2 separate regions of the Homo sapiens genome follow, and region 2 is linked to region 1. The links are chromatin loops, found by intact Hi-C in ENCODE. Cell type or tissue: PC-3. All regions are shown on one strand. Each heading gives the region's core, and the rest is flanking DNA. Links, peaks and the distances in the headings are about the cores only.

What was found. Peaks named below come from ENCODE experiments on the same cell type or tissue, not always from the same donor. Only the 100,000 strongest peaks of a DNase experiment are listed, where the experiment ranks them.
Region 2: it touches region 1 in a loop (12-fold over the local background); 7 of 110 quality-filtered maps call a loop at or near these places.

Annotation. Positions count from the first base shown.
Region 1 is chr11:99,027,368-99,035,713 of GRCh38, forward strand. The region is part of intron 1 of CNTN5 (contactin 5); the gene reads left to right. Among named protein-coding and RNA genes, the nearest start is that of CNTN5, 11 kb to the left of the region's middle. In PC-3, for the core only: a CTCF peak has its summit at 4,159 (motif pointing right); no DNase peak of the experiment used is centred there; H3K27me3 peaks cover 527 bases.
Region 2 is chr11:99,734,810-99,743,155 of GRCh38, forward strand. The region is part of intron 3 of CNTN5 (contactin 5); the gene reads left to right. Among named protein-coding and RNA genes, the nearest start is that of CNTN5, 720 kb to the left of the region's middle. In PC-3, for the core only: a CTCF peak has its summit at 4,857 (motif pointing left); a DNase peak (open chromatin) is centred at 4,862; H3K27me3 peaks cover 1,609 bases.

The DNA of each region.
Region 1 (8,346 bases), core at 29-8,028:
ACTTTAATTCATGGGCTTTTTAAAGGTAGTAGCGATTTTAGAGCATTTGATAATAAAGCAGAGAATATATCTCTTGAAATATGCACTACTTTTCTGTGTTTTAAAATTCAAATGTCAACTTGTATATAAATTCTAGTTTTTCTGTTACAATATTAAAGGAGGTTAATAGACAACAAATTTGAAACCGTAATAGTATTTAATCGTCATTGTATCTGAACCAAAGTTTACTTATGCTTAATTTTAATAATGTCATATAAATTGTTTTAGAATGAATATATACACTAAAAATTCCTCAGTAGAACTGAATATGATAAAACATAAAATTACCATAGTGCAATTGAGTGGAAGGCAGTTTAAATATTGCTGAATTTCTGGTATTACATTGCTTGTACAGATGCCTTCTCCTGATGCTTTAATTGACAAATTATGACAAGCAATTTATGTGTTTGGGGGAATGAATTCAAGTTTTAAGACTTTTTCTTTAAACACTGAATATTTAAAGATGGCGCGATAAGTGTAGCAGAGATGAGGTAAAAGACGGTGACTAAAAAGGTTAATATTTTATCTGAAGTCTTTTATATCCTAAGTATATAACCCCAGTTTGCAAATAAAATAAAGAAAATATAAAACATGTCCTTGAAGCCCAATGAATAGTCATTTTAGTTCTTTGAATTTTTACTTTCCTTAGTTATTTATTTTCCTAAAACTTACATTCAATTCTTTAACATTTTCAAATAACAGTAATCTTAGTAAGAAGGAGTAGTTATCTGAGATTGAAGTTAAGTGATCCAGAATTGATTTTATGAAAATTATACATATTAACTGTTTTAAAAATATATGACTGTGTTTGTTTGTTTCTCATTCTTTAACGTGGTCTTGTTAGTAAGTGCCACAGTGAGTAATTTAATGCAATTTCAACATTAATTTACTCACATAAATGGTCTACTGTGGACAGTGGCAGTACAAAGGAAGAATATAAAAGAGAATAAATAGTTCAAACCTGGTGGAGGAAATACACCCATAGGGTGAATATAATTCAATGTGAAATGTGCAGTCATAGAGGTATATGTGACTAAGATACAGATTTTCAATATTTCTCCTTCTGGAGACTTCTGTTACTTTTCTCCTAATGAGTCTTTCCAGCTTGGACAATTTCATGCTAACATTAGTTCTCTAACTGCTGCATTTACTTTTCAGTGCCTAAGTTATTTTAAAGTGACTTTGGTTCCAAGATTCACCTAACCACTTTAAATGAATGTGATGTTTTTTGACATCTCATTATGTTGCTAACTTTAATATCTCAGAGCCATCTAATCTCTCATGGTATAGCCAAACTCAAGGTAAAAATGAATGTGGCTGAGATGCTGTGGAAAAAAATGCCATTTCTATATGTTATAAATAAGACTGATTTCTTTCATTTATGTAGTATGATATATTAATGCTGCTGATAAAACTTATTTTGCAGGAGTGGATTAACTATGAAGCCAATGAAGCTTTGCTTATATGGCCGTTTCCAAATAGTAATAGTAGTAATAGTGGCAGAAGTCATAGTAAACATTATTTTAATAATTATAATAATATAGCTAACATAGGGAGTCATATGGATTAAAGGATGTGGTATTTGAATTTTAGGTTCAGTTTTGACTTTAAAACTTATTAGCTGTATAATTTTGGACAAGTAAAATCTTTCTTTACGTACAAAATACCTGTCATAATATTATATACAAGAAAAAATATCTACTTTTCAATGGTAAAAAAATTATAGTATTAAAATCATTAAAGGTTTGAGTCTAGGAAGAAATTTTTATTTTACTTCAATTTTCATTCTAAGCTTATCTGTCTACCCAAATATTCTATTTTTTTTTTAATGAGACACAATCCTGTTCTAATTGTGGAAGGGGATATTGAGATCTTTAGAACATCAGCATTTAAAGATTATTCTGTGTATCTCATCTTTTATTCAAAGAATTTTCTTGAATGTATACTTCTAATAAATCTGGTATGTTTGATACCATATGCTTTTGGGGATTCAAAGGAAGTGAGAAGTTTGACCACTGACATTGAAAAGATGGAAAATCGTTCAGTCAGGACACAGCTTAATAAGAAACTTAAGGAAAAAATACCTGTAAAAGACTGTAGAAACACTGGAGGAACAGAAATGGTCATTGTGGTGATGGATTAAACTGACTTCTTAGACAAACTCTTTTCAGTTGGTGGGAAGAGAGGCAGAAACAAAACAAATGTGTAGGAAAACAGTAGGAAAGCTAATTAATGTACAGAAAGAATGCTTTTAATGCAAAGAGAGAGGTTAAAAATTATAAAATGAGGAAATTTGGAGGATTCTAAGATAAACTGAAAAAATTGGGATTTTGTTCCAAAGCAAGAGAATAATATTTATCTCAAGATTAGATGATATTTGAGTTTCTTCTCAGTTTTTCCCTTTACTGTGACTTGTACAGGTCACCTTGCTTCTCTCCCTAGTTTATTAATTTCTCAATCAAAAGAATTATAATCAATGAATTTAAAGCATATTCTTCAGGTTTTGATCCACTGTTACTCTATGACTGTGTGAGTTAGGAGGTTTTGACAAAGAGAAGAATGGAATGAAATGAAAATCTAGGGATTGACAACTGCATCTAGAATGAACTCCACAGAAGAGAGAGAAGAGAGAAGAAACCACATTCATGGCATATGGTGAGGTCACAAAAAGAGCATGGGCTTCTTAGACTCAGGTTTAACCCAGGTGTTTCCCTGAGCAACACCATAACCTTTCTATGTTTTCATTTCTTTCCCTGTAAAAGATGATATTGACTACTAACTCATAGTTTTTTTTTGCGAGAAGGAAATGAGACTGTAGATTTAGGAATCAAAATTACTTCCTTCATATCTTTAGCTATAGATGCTTACAAAATTTCTTTTTATCCTTAGACTTTTTAAGGTATAAAATTATTTAAATTTTGTATAAATATATGTGGATACAATGACTCTAGTATTCTAAATATGCAGAAAATCACTATTTTCTTGGCTGGATGCTGTGTATTCATGTATGTTTGCTGATGGTGACATGTTTTATTTTAATGACCTTATTTTATTTGCTCATTTTGACAGTGATTACCTCTTCTGGACATTTTACTTTAATTTTGTTTTGTTGGGCTAGAAAAGGGATGTCCTTCATTTCCCTTTACAAAATTATTTAGAGCATAGATTCTATTTTGTAAGTAGAGGAAGATATTTCACATAATGTCTTTTGAATCCTGTGTGATAACAAAATAGTACAGAATACATTCATTTGAAATTAATAATGTTCCCCAATTATATTATTTTTTCACTTTTATTGTCTGTTTTGCTACTTCAAAAAAGTGATCTTATGAAACAGACTTGTGCTATAAATGTGGCGTCTAATGCTAACTCTCTTTTTTTTTTTTTTTTTTGAGATGGAATCTCGCTCTGTCGCCCAGGCTGGAGTGCAGTGGCGCGATCTCGGTTCACTGCAACCTCCGCCTCCCGGGTTCACGCCATTCTGCTGCCTCAGCCTCCCGAGTAGCTGCGACTGGAGGCGCTCGCCACCACGCCTGGCTAATTTTTATTTTTATTTTTATTTTTGTATTTTTAGTAGAGACTGGGTTTCACCGTGTTAGCCAGGATGGTCTTGATCTCCTGACCTCGTGATCCGCCCGTCTCGGCCTCCCAAAGTGCTGGGATTACAGGCGTGAGCCACCACGCCTGGCCTAATGCTAACTCTTTAAAACAAACTGAAACTGAAATCTTTTAAATTGTGAATTGTAATTGTATTTTACAGCAAAAATACAATGATTTAAGCTTGCAAACATTTTACAATTTTTTTTCCAAAAATGACATCTAGATATATTACTATGGTAGCTTTTTTGGATTGGCTACTATGTCAATGAGTTATTATAAAATAAAAACACATTTTATTATATGTGTGGTAAATCATATAATATTTTAAGTATGTATGTCCTTTATACCCGTGCAATAAGTAAACCTCTTCCTGAAACATTTACTGATTATTCTACTGTTGCAGAAGATATAATATAGTAGAAAGAAATGGAAGAAAGAAATCTCAGATAAGAATATTTTCTTTCAAAAAGGTATGAGAAAAATTTATTGGGTCTGGAACTATTGGATAGAGAGGAAAAAAAGGTGAAGAAAGCCACCAAGCAGACAGGAGAGGGAGCTGATAGAAAGCAATTTTGTACTGTTCACTGAGGAAGTCATTAAATAAATATTCATACCATGAGCTATTTGAAAAAAAAACCAAACAAACCTGGAATTGATATTTCACCTGAAACAAAGGTGTCTTTTAATCTTTGCTCCATGTATTTTTCTTATAAGATAATAGTTCTTAAGATCTAAATTCATGGCTTAGTTTTTCTTTCTTTTTTTTTTTATTATTATACTTTAAGTTTTAGGGTACATGTGCACAATGTGCAGGTTAGTTACATATGTATACATGTGCCATGCTGGTGCGCTGCACCCATTAACTCGTCATCTAGCATTAGGTATATCTCCCAATGCTATCCCTCCCCCCTCCCCCCACCCCACAACAGTCCCCAGAGTGTGATGTTCCCTTTCCTGTGTCCATGTGTTCTCATTGTTCAATTCCCACCTATGAGTGAGAATATGCGGTGTTTGGTTTTTTGTTCTTGCGATAGTTTACTGAGAATGATGACTTCCAATTTCATCCACGTCCCTAAAAAGGACATGAACTCATCCTTTTTTATGGCTGCATATTATTCCATGGTGTATATGTGCCACATTTTCTTAATCCAGTCTATCATTGTTGGACATTTGGGTTGGTTCCAACTCTTTGCTATTGTGAATAATGCCGCAATAAGCATACGTGTGCATGTGTCTTTATAGCAGCATGATTTATAGTCCTTTGGGTATATAGCCAGTAATGGGATGGCTGGGTCAAATGGTATTTCTAGTTCTAGATCCCTGAGGAATCGCCACACTGACTTCCACAATGGTTGAACTAGTTTACAGTCCCACCAACAGTGTAAAAGTGTTCCTATTTCTCCACATCCTCTCCAGCACCTGTTGTTTCCTGACTTTTTAATGATTGCCATTCTAACTGGTGTGAGATGGTATCTCATTGTGGTTTTGATTTGCATTTCTCTGATGGCCAGTGATGGTGAGCATTTTTTCATGTGTTTTTTGGCTGCATAAATGTCTTCTTTTGAGAAGTGCCTGTTCATGTCCTTCACCCACTTTTTGATGGGGTTGTTTGTTTTTTTCTTGTAAATCTGTTTGAGTTCACTGTAGATTCTGGATATTAGCCCTTTGTCAGATGAGTAGGTTGCGAAAATTTTCTCCCATTTTGTAGGTTGCCTGTTCACTCTGATGGTAGTTTCTTTTGCTGTGCAGAAGCTCTTTAGTTTAATTAGATCCCATATGTCAATTTTGGCTTTTGTTGCCATTGCTTTTGGTGTTTTAGACATGAAGTCCTTGTCCATGCCTATGTCCTGAATGGTATTGCCTAGGTTTTCTTCTAGGGTTTTTATGGTTTTAGGTCTAACGTTTAAGTCTTTAATCCATCTTGAATTGATTTTTGTATAAGGTGTAAGGAAGGGATCCAGTTTCAGCTTTCTGCATATGGCTAGCCAGTTTTCCCAGCACCATTTATTAAATAGGGAATCCTTTCCCCATTGCTTGTTTTTGTCAGGTTTGTCAAAGATCAGATAGTTGTAGATATGCGGCGTTATTTCTGAGGGCTCTGTTCTGTTCCATTGATCTATATCTCTGTTTTGGTACCAGTACCATGCTGTTTTAGTTACTGTAGCCTTGTAGTATAGTTTGAAGTCAGGTAGTGTGATGCCTCCAGCTTTGTTCTTTTGGCTTAGGATTGACTTGGCAATGCGGGCTCTTTTTTGGTTCCATATGAACTTTAAAGTAGTTTTTTCCAATTCTGTGAAGAAAGTCATTGGTAGCTTGATGGGAGTGGCATTGAATCTGTAAATTACCTTGGGCAGTATGGCCATTTTCACGATATTGATTCTTCCTACCCATGAGCATGGAATGTTCTTCCATTTGTTTGTGTCCTCTTTTATTTCACTGAGCAGTGGTTTGTAGTTCTCCTTGAAGAGGTCCTTCACATCCGTTGTAAGTTGGATTCCTAGGTATTTTATTCTCTTTGAAGCAATTGTGAATGGGAGTTCACTCATGAATTGGCTCTCTGTTTGTCTGTTGTTGGTGTATAAGAATGCTTGTGATTTTTGTACATTGATTTTGTATCCTGAGACTTTGCTGAAGTTGCTTATCAGCTTAAGGAGATTTTGGGCTGAGACAATGGGGTTTTCTAGATATACAATCATGTCATCTGCAAACAGGGACAATTTGACTTCCTCTTTTCCTAATTGAATACCCTTTATTTCCTTCACCTGCCTAATTGCCCTGGCCAGAACTTCCAACACTATGGTGAATAGGAGTGGTGAGAGAGGGCATCCCTGTCTTGTGCCAGTTTTCAAAGGGAATGCTTCCAGTTTTTGCCCATTCAGTATGATATTGGCTGTGGGTTTGTCATAGATAGCTCTTATTATTTTGAAATACGTCCCATCAATACCTAATTTATTGAGAGTTTTTAGCATGAAGCGTTGTTGAATTTTGTCAAAGGCCTTTTCTGCATCTATTGAGATAATCATGTGGTTTTTGTCTTTGGTTCTGTTTATATGCTGGATTATATTTATTGATCTGTATATATTCAACCAGCCTTGCATCCCAAGGATGAAGCCCACTTGATCATGGTGGATAAGCTTTTTGATGTGCTGCTGGATTCGGTTTGCCAGTATTTTATTGAGGATTTTTGCATCAATGTTCATCAAGGATATTGGTCTAAAACTCTCTTTTTTGTTTGCGTTTCTGCCCGGCTTTGGTATCAGGATGATGCTGGCCTCATACAATGAGTTAGGGAGGATTCCCTCTTTTTCTATTGATTGGAATAGTTTCAGAAGGAATGGTACCAGTTCCTCCTTGTACCTCTGGTAGAATTCGGCTGTGAATCCATCTGGTCCTGGACTCTTTTTGGTTGGTAAGCTATTGATTATTGCCACAATTTCAGACCCTGTTATTGGTCTATTCAGAGATTCAACTTCTTCCTGGTTTAGTCTTGGGAGAGTGTATGTGTCGAGGAATTTATCCATTTCTTCTAGATTTTCTAGTTTATTTGCGTAGAGGTGTTTGTAGTATTCTCTGATGGTAGTTTGTATTTCTGTGGGATCGGTGGTGATAACCCCTTTATCATTTTTTATTGCGTCTATTTGATTCTTCTCTCTTTTTTTCTTTATTAGTCTTGCTAGCAGTTTATCAATTTTGTTGATCCTTTCAAAAAACCAGCTCCTGGATTCATTAATTTTTTGAAGGGTTTTTTGCATCTCTATTTCCTTCAGTTCTGCTCTGATTTTAGTTATTTCTTGCCTTCTGCTAGCTTTTGAATGTGTTTGCTCTTGCTTTTCTAGTTCTTTTAATTGTGATGTTAGGGTGTCAGTTTTAGATCTTTCCTGCTTTCTCTTGTGGGCATTTAGTGCTATAAATTTCCCTGTACACACTGCTTTGAATGTGTCCCAGAGATTCTGGTATGTTGTGTCTTTGTTCTCGTTGGTTTCAAAGAACATCTTTATTTCTGCCTTCATTTCATTATGTACCCAGTAGTCATTCAGGAGCAGGTTGTTCAGTTTCCATGTAGTTGAGCGGTTTTGAGTGAGATTCTTAATCCTGAGTTCTAGTTTGATTGCACTGTGGTCTGAGAGATAGTTTGTTATAATTTCTGTTCTTTTACATTTGCCGAGGAGAGCTTTACTTCCAAGTATGTGGTCAATTTTGGAATAGGTGTGGTGTGGTGCTGAAAAAAATGTATATTCTGTTGATTTGGGGTGGAGAGTTCTGTAGATGTCTATTAGGTCCGCTTGGTGCAGAGCTGAGTTCAATTCCTGGGTATCCTTGTTGACTTTCTGTCTCGTTGATCTGTCTAATGCTGACAGTGGGGTGTTAAAGTCTCCCACTGTTAATGCGTGGGAGTCTAAGTCTCTTTGTAGGTCACTCAGGACTTGCTTTATGAATCTGGGTGCTCCTGTATTGGGTGCATATATATTTAGGATGGTTAGCTCTTCTTGTTGAATTGATCCCTTTACCATTATGTAATGGCCTTCTTTGTCTCTTTTGATCTTTGTTGGTTTAAAGTCTGTTTTATCAGAGACTAGGATTGCAACCCCTGCCTTTTTTTGTTTTCCATTTGCTTGGTAGATCTTCCTCCATCCTTTTATTTTGAGCCTATGTGTGTCTCTGCAAGTGAGATGGGTTTACTGAATACAGCACACTGATGGGTCTTGA
Region 2 (8,346 bases), core at 212-8,211, 710 kb after region 1:
AAAGTTGGGTAACCCCGTGAAACCCCGTCTCTACTAAAAATACAAAAAATTAGCCCGGTGCAGTGGCAGGCGCCTGTAGTCCCAGCTACTAGGGAGGCTGAGGCAAGAGAATGGCGTGAAGCCGGGAGGCGGAGCTTGCAGTGAGCCGAGATAGCACCACTGCAGTCCGCCCTGGGGGAAAGAGCGAGACTCCGTCTCAAAACAAAAACAAAAACAAAAGTTCTGTAACCCACTGTGTTATAATAGAAAGTGAATTAAGAAGTCAACATCTTAGGTTCATTTATTTTTTTCTACATGTATTATTCGTACCTACTATGTACTAGGCATTGTTGTAAGATCCTGTCCTTATGGAGCTTACCTTTTAGAAGAGATTACGTTCTAAGGTGTGTTAGTTAAACAAATTATCTCCTGAAAATCCCAATGAAGGATTTTTATCAGAATTCACCTTCCTGTAAAACATAAAGTAAATTATGTCCCAGTTCCTCCAGTTGTCTTGAGTTTAACTCCTCTACTTTGATATTTTCTTACATATTTTCTCAATAGTAAAACTTGAGGTACAAAATTTTAAAAAGTAGAAGGTATATGTTTATTTTGTACAGCAACACATAGACTATTTCACCAATTTTGGTTAAAATTTCCTATGAATGCTGTGGACCATAAGAAGATTGAACAATGAAGATTGAATTTATTGACTCACTATTTTTTGATCAGGAGATCAAAATTGTTTGATACCTACTATGTGTTAGAATTGATACTGAATAAAAACAATTAAATATTATTTTAGTAGAATAAGCCAAATTTCTGGATAAACGGGAAGCCTACTGAAATAGCTTCTTCCTTCCTCTCATCTTTACTGAGGTATAATTGACAAACAGACGTTATATACGTTTAAGTTGTACAACTTGATGTATTGATATATACCTTGTGTATCACCAGAAACTAACATATTCATCACCTCATACGGTTACCATCGTTTGTGTGTGTAGAGAACATAAAATCCACCTGCTGAGTGGATTTCAGGTATACAATACGGTATTGTTAACTACAGTCACGTTGCTGTACTTTAGATTTCCAGATCTTGCAAAACTGAAACTTTGTACACCTTGACCACCGTCTCCTCATTCATCCTCCCCCAGCCCCTGACAACCACCGTTCTGCTCTGCTTCTACGAACTGAATAGCTCCTCTTGATTTCTTTTTCTTTCTCTTTTTTTTCTCTCTTTCTTTTTCTTTCTCTTTCTCTGTCCCTCTCTCTCTTTCTTTTTCATATTTAAGTGCTGAAATTACGAGATTGGTAGATTTAAGATTTCTTTTGAGCGTGGGACAAAACACAGACACTTGAATAGATGGAAAGCAGAACTCTATTACTTGCAGCTTTCAACAAAGTTGCAGGGCTAGACAGAGGTTGCACCTATGAACAGTGTAACAGCAAGCTTATCTGTGGTAAGCAGGGTGGGGTTAGCTAGGTTTCTCAGACTTACTGTGGATTGGCTAATTTGAATAATTTTGACAGGATCTGGAGCCTAGGAGCTGTTCCTTTTAGTGTGGAACCTAGGCCTGGGGCAATGAGGGCTGGTGTAGAGGAGCCCAGAATGTAAGGGTCTGATGAAGAAGGGGTTGGAGTGTGAACTTCATCAGCTGCCCAAGAAGGGGAACAGATTGGCCTCCAGTCAAGGCCTCAAAATGGGGTCAAAACAGCATTTTTAAACAGCTGTGTTAGACGATTGTATCTAATGTGTTTAATCTATCTCTGTAACATATAGTTTTCTTACATCCAAGATCTAGCAGGGGTAAATGTATTACTTGTTTCAAGCTCAGGAAACAATACCAGTTAACCATGTATGTGAGATCATAATTATCGAAGTGTGAAATTAATAGTAGAAGGATACATTGACGGTGATATTTATACCAAAAATTTTAAATATACTGCAGTAGGCCTATCTATATGTATCTATATCTATAAAATAGAGACAATACCTACTCAAAGTAATTATGTATTAAATAAGATACAGTCTTATTTATATATAAAATATAGCCTTGTATACAGTTCTTTCTATCACCTTTCACAATAAACAGATGGATCAGCTGTGGGGAATTACAAAGTTTGTGATCACTTACACCAAAATACATAAGAAAATCATAAAAGCCTGGGAAATTAAGGAATTAAACAGCAGTGTTCCCAAGCACAGTGAACTTAGCAAGTCTCATATTTTGACTAATAATGCCTTCTGTCGTCAAGTTTCAGAATAGTCTCCACGTTTTGCCCTCTTTTTTTACTTTTGTCAAAGGGAAAAAACTCTTTAACCACCCTGTAACACACATGCACACACACACAAACACACACACACACACACGCACACGCACACACAGTCTTTCAATAAACCTTTCAAAGTCCAACTCAAGTTGTGCTCTTACCATGAATTTCTTTACCACCTTCTCAATCAACTTACTCTAAATAACTTATCATATTCTTCGTATTTATTGTTCTCCTGAAGCTCCTGTAATTATCTTCCAGTTTAAACGTTCTTATAGTCCAAGGTGGAATACAAGTGTTACATTACTGTTGATAAAAAATATATAACCATGAAGCAATACAACATCTTCTTTCTGACCAGTGAATTAAGAAGATTAGAACTACATTCCAGGTAGTTTGAAAAAGTGGATAGATATCTAGACTCAGAATCAGAATTTATTTCTTGGTGTCTGCTTTTTCAATTTCTTTATTTCTGGTCTCTGTTTTGCAGTTTATTAGTTCTGAAACATAGGGAAAGCACTGAAAAAATAATCCAAGCATATGGGTTCTAATCTTTGGATTCTTTCCAAATAACTGTAATTTGAATATATATTTTCTATGAGGCATAATTTATTCTATTTAAAATTGGTGTAATTCCAAACTTCCCATTTCACACAAGAGTTATGAAGATAAATTAATCCTTGAATTCAAAAACTATTTCCTGAGTCCCTAATGTAGATTTGTTACTCGACTAAGCCTTCAGGATAGAACGAGTACAGTGTTTTACCAATCAGAAGATGCATCTTTTTCACTTTTTAACGTCACTAAAATAAAATATCATACCATCGGTGATGTCCAGTGATTACCATGAACTATATTTTCATAGCATAAAATCTTTGAAATTGTGATGCATCCTTAGTGAAATATATTTATACTTCTTCAAGTTTAGTTGAGGAAACAAAGTTCATAGAACTAAACAGAAAACGTCTATGCAGTATCGTTAGAGAAATACTATGAGATCACAGAAAAGGAGGCACACAAATTAGTTTAGATGGTCTTAAGGACTGAATTATGCCTCCCGACTTCAAATCATATGTTGACATCTTAACCCCAAGTACCTCAGAATGTGACTGAGTTTGGAGATAGAGCCTTTAAAGTGATGATTAAGATGAGGTCATTAGGATGGGCCCTAATCCAGTCTGACTGGTATCTTATAAGAGAGGGAAGTTTGGATACTCAGACACAGTGAGGAGGTGGCCACCCACAAGCTAAGCAGAGAGGTTTCAGAAGAAACCAAACCTGTCAACATCTTGATCTTAAATTTCTAGTCTCCAGAACGATGAGAAAATAAACTTTTATTGTTTAAGCCACCCAGTCTGTGGTATTTGGCTATAGTAGCTCTAGGAAATTGAAATAGGTGGTCCAAGAGAGCTTTTAGACAAATTGATGTCCAGTTCATTTCAGGATAAGTTGGAATTTACCAGCTGAAGAAATAATAGAAGGAAAGTGCTGAAAGCAGAAAAAATAACCCAGAAAAGGCAGGCTATAAAAATGATACATTCATAAGACAGTAACGTGTGTGTGTGTGTGTGTGTGTGTGTATGTGTGTGTAGAACCTGGAGTGTAGAAAGTGAGCTTACTAAAGGAAGAAATGTTGAGTGAGAAATGAAGCTGAAGAGGTATTCAAATGCCACAGGACCTGGGGCTTGAAATTCAGGCAAAGGAACTCGTACTCTATCCCATAGGCAGTAGAGGGGGTTTTAGGCATGTAGAAGGAATGTAAATAATAAGGTGGCTTTTTAAAAAATGTATGTCAAAAGTTTTTTTCTATTGTCATGAAGCAAAATATTAGAATCACCTCTAGCTTACGCTTGTTATACTTATGAGAATAAATTGTATGTGTATGTGTATGTATTTGTGGATAAGGGACCAGATACCTTACAAGGCCCAGATGTAATAAATATAGACGATAGATTAAGAGTTCAAACATCTGAGTCTTCTGGGGCCTAGTACCCTTCTGTCTTTTATTTTGACCACCTTGTTCTGTGTTGCTCACTTTGATTTAGACTTTGCTGTCTTTATAGCTGTTCTCCAAACATTCCTCTTACTGCACTTACCACATAGAGCATAATTGTTATTCCCTTATGAACTTTAAAAGTTTATTTATAATAATATAAATTTGGAAACTAAAATAACCTAAAGCTCAAGTTGCCCGTCTTAAAATATGGGTAGTTCCTTTATCAAGATGGTTCATATGAGGAAGTGGTGAAAATGATAGGGTTGACACTCAATTATTAAATATATAAAATCTAGCTTTTACTTTAAAGAAGTACATAGTAGGGAAAGTGTGAAATTTAACTTCAAGACAGATTGTATTTTTTCGGAATCTTTTACACCTCCGATTTGCCTTTACGTTATCTGAAACAAAGATCAGGCTTAAAAAACATAAATATTAAAATATTCATCCATTTTGAAGGAATAAGTAAATAAAACACATCTCTCTGAAAAATTCTGGGATTCCATTTGACCTGAACATGTATCTTATTACTAGAGAAGATGGAAAGGTGGAGGGGCTTGGAGATGGGAGAAAAAACTAAAGTGCTATGAATGATTATACAACAGTGCCCCCTGATGGGAAGAATGGGGTCTGAAATTCAGATGAGATTTCTTACCAAGTCAATTACATGACTTATTCTTCGTTTTTGCTTCCATTTAAAGAGATTTTTGTAGCGATGCATCAGTTTTACTATAGAATCTGACATACAGTATGCACTGAAAATATATGAGTAAATCGAACTGAAGCATTAAGTCTAGGCAAGGAGCTTTTAAAAACTTTAGCTGGCACAAGGGACTAGGTGTGTTAAATATGACCATAACCTTGAGTTGTCTGTAGGGTAAAATACATTGATCTTTATATGTTAAGCTTTTGGCAAGTGCTATTTCCCCTACTAATTTACCCACACTTGGTGATAAATCTATCTTCGATCTCAAAACATTATCAAATACTATAATATTATTTCAAAATTTTAACAGTATAATTAGTTCAGATTTAAATAATCTTGAGGAAGAATGATTTCAATTTTAAAGCAAAAGTGTTTTTCAAATAACCAAAAGAAAATAGTTTTGCTTTATTTTTTGTTATTAACTAGGCATATTAATGTGGTCAATAAGAACTGTAGCTTTTCCTTCTCTAAAGGGGTGTAGGAATGGAAAGCAATGAGTACTGAAAAGGTAAGAAAAATTTGTACAATCTAGGGTTTGAATTCAAACCCCAGAGTAGTTGCATGGAACAAATTTACTCATCTTAATAATTGTCATGGGTGCATGGTAAATAAAAGGAGAACTTGTTTGTTAAGAATGAGGCATTATCATAGTATTGGTAATGCATTCTATAAATAAGATTTATGTTTTGAGAAACTCAAGTAAGAAAGCAGGAATGGAATTATCCGTTTTTGAAGTGAAAGAGAAGAAATGTGGAGAGACTGTGTGTGTTAGGTCTGCATCTGGCTCCTAGGGAGATTTGAATGAATTAGAAGGAGGCTTCCTTTCCTCTTGATGTTTGTAGTCCTGACTTGGTAAGTAGACACAGGCTGGATTGCAGGCCCTAGCCACACCCTCAGCAGGCATCAGGTATAATTATCAACCTGCACCATCAGAGGTTGCAGCAACTCATTCAGTGATACATATTTGCTGGATATGCATGAAACACTCTAGTGAATTTGAACATTTTTAACTGAAGAAATATGGATATCTAGCATTCATTATAGATAATCTCCCTTGACACCCTTCTAAAAAATTCATGAACCCGTAGGAAGTAGCATCTCACTGCCTTACTGAACATGGTAAGTATGCTGTTAAATCTAACTATCTGCTTATGTTTTCTGCTCAGCTTAAATGCTCTTTATTTTATATTACTACTATTTATTTTTGCCAATTCAAACTTTACCTATTTTATTGTTTGCATCTTGAATCCCACATTTTCTAGAAACACTTTAGCTCAGAATATTATCTTTGTCTTTGGAATTCTGATTTCAAAGTAATGTGTTGTCTGGAACATTTATGTTTTCTTACTATCTAAGTCTGAATCAGCAAGGCAGGTATTCAGTGAGATAAAAGAATAATAATATCATATAACATTGTTTAAATTATTGGGATTCTAATTAGAACGACTAACAGTTTGCACCAATCAAAACTTACATAAACCATTAATTTCAATATTTTGGAATTTAACATTGAATGGTAATGTTTCTTTAAGTAGCTACGGAACTATATTTGTCCAATTCAGTTGCACCTTTTTATTCTTTTTGTATTTCCAAATTCTGAGATTCAGTATGTTACTAACACCTCCTGTCTCATAATCTATTTAGTGTGCCTTAAGGTAAGATAGGCTGCTTAAGGATGCTTTGAATTTACAGGAAAGGGATATCTCTGTGGTACCAGAATTTATTTGAGAAAAAACAACTTCAAATGTAGTTTTCAAACTGTGCAGACTGTCACCTTACTGACATCAGTAAGCAAATGTTCTTAAACTTGTATCAAGTATCTGAATAGTCACTTACTTAACTGTTCAATGAAGTTAACCACTAGGAGACAAGTTTGCCCTAAGCTTAACCCAGACAGGAGATTTCACCTTCTAGAGTTAATTTACAGCTTAAGAACAAGCCCTTCAAAATCTTTCTACTAATTGTTTTACTCAATTTAGAAAGTTCATTTAAATGAGAATTCTTTTTTATCTACCTTAAGGCAGGTTAAGTATTTTTTTCCATTACATTTACATATCATGTCTTGCCGCTATGTTTGGTGTTATACATTATTATATAGACATGTGAACAGTTTTGCATAAATATGCCCAGTAAGGTTGTAAGTACTAATTTCCCCCTGATTTCCTCCATTAAGGGTGCAACATTTTACTAACAAGAAGAAAAGTATCTTAATTTCATGATTCACAAGTGAGGAAAATCAGATTTTTCAACACTGAAAATTAGAATCTATAAAAGAGAAATAGGGGAAATGTAACTACTAAATGTTATGTGCAAGCAACAACATAAAGATTAGTCCATGTAATTATAACACAACCAATGGAATTCAGCAAGTACTTTACTACTTAAAGTAGGAGGAAGTGTAAAGACGGATGGACAGTCCAAGTCCCAGCTCAGTCTCTTGTGAATGTGGATAAGTCAGTTTAAATTCTAAGTTCACTGATTCTGTGTTCTCTCCTGCAAAAAGTCAGAATGGCAATGCTTATCATGTAGAAAGATTGGCATTTAAACAATTGTTTTGTAAATTCTAGAGTATATTCTAAATATGAGTTACATCAGATTGTACTTAACACGTAAGATTTTCTAATAAGACTGGAATGGAAAGAAGGAAACCTTGGTTCAGTAACCAATCATTTGTGCTCCTTTGTCAAATCATTTAATATTTTTGAATGACAGCTTTAAGTGGGATTGTGTGAGCTTTAAATAGAGTTGTGGTAAGAAGGAGGAAAAAACAATCTCTTGGGCTTTTTCTAGCTCTAAAACACTTTAATTCTGTCATTTATAGCTTTGTTTTTAAAAGCAAGTCAGATGGTTTAATATTTATAGATTCATACACTATATTCAAGAAAGTATTAGAGACTTGTGCAAGATTCCATGACAAGTCAGCAGCTGTGTTGAGATAAGAAATTTACGCTGGATCCTAAAATCTGTCATCCTGCCTAGCGTTCCTTCTACTGAAACTCTCTGCCTTGATAGTAATACTTCTAGTTACTATAATCTAATTGAATCTCTTCATGTAGATCATTCTAGAAAATATTGATATGTTGGGCATACTTCCAGTCAATGTTTTAGAGCCTGTGCTAATGCATCAGAATAATTAGAAACACAAGGCAAAGCTTCTGCCTTCAGAAAGCTCACAGTCTCACAGAGGACTTTACCTACTGACATGTTTATCTTAGCTTGTGTGGCTAAACTCAGCAACATGCAACATGCTTTGAATAGTTAAAATTGGACAGCTACTCTCAACATTAGCCATGAAGCACTTCAAATGAAGGGATAAGAAAAATTCATTGCTTTGCTCATTTAACAGTATGATAAGGAAGGAGGAGGAGAGAGATATATCATGTTGAAAGAA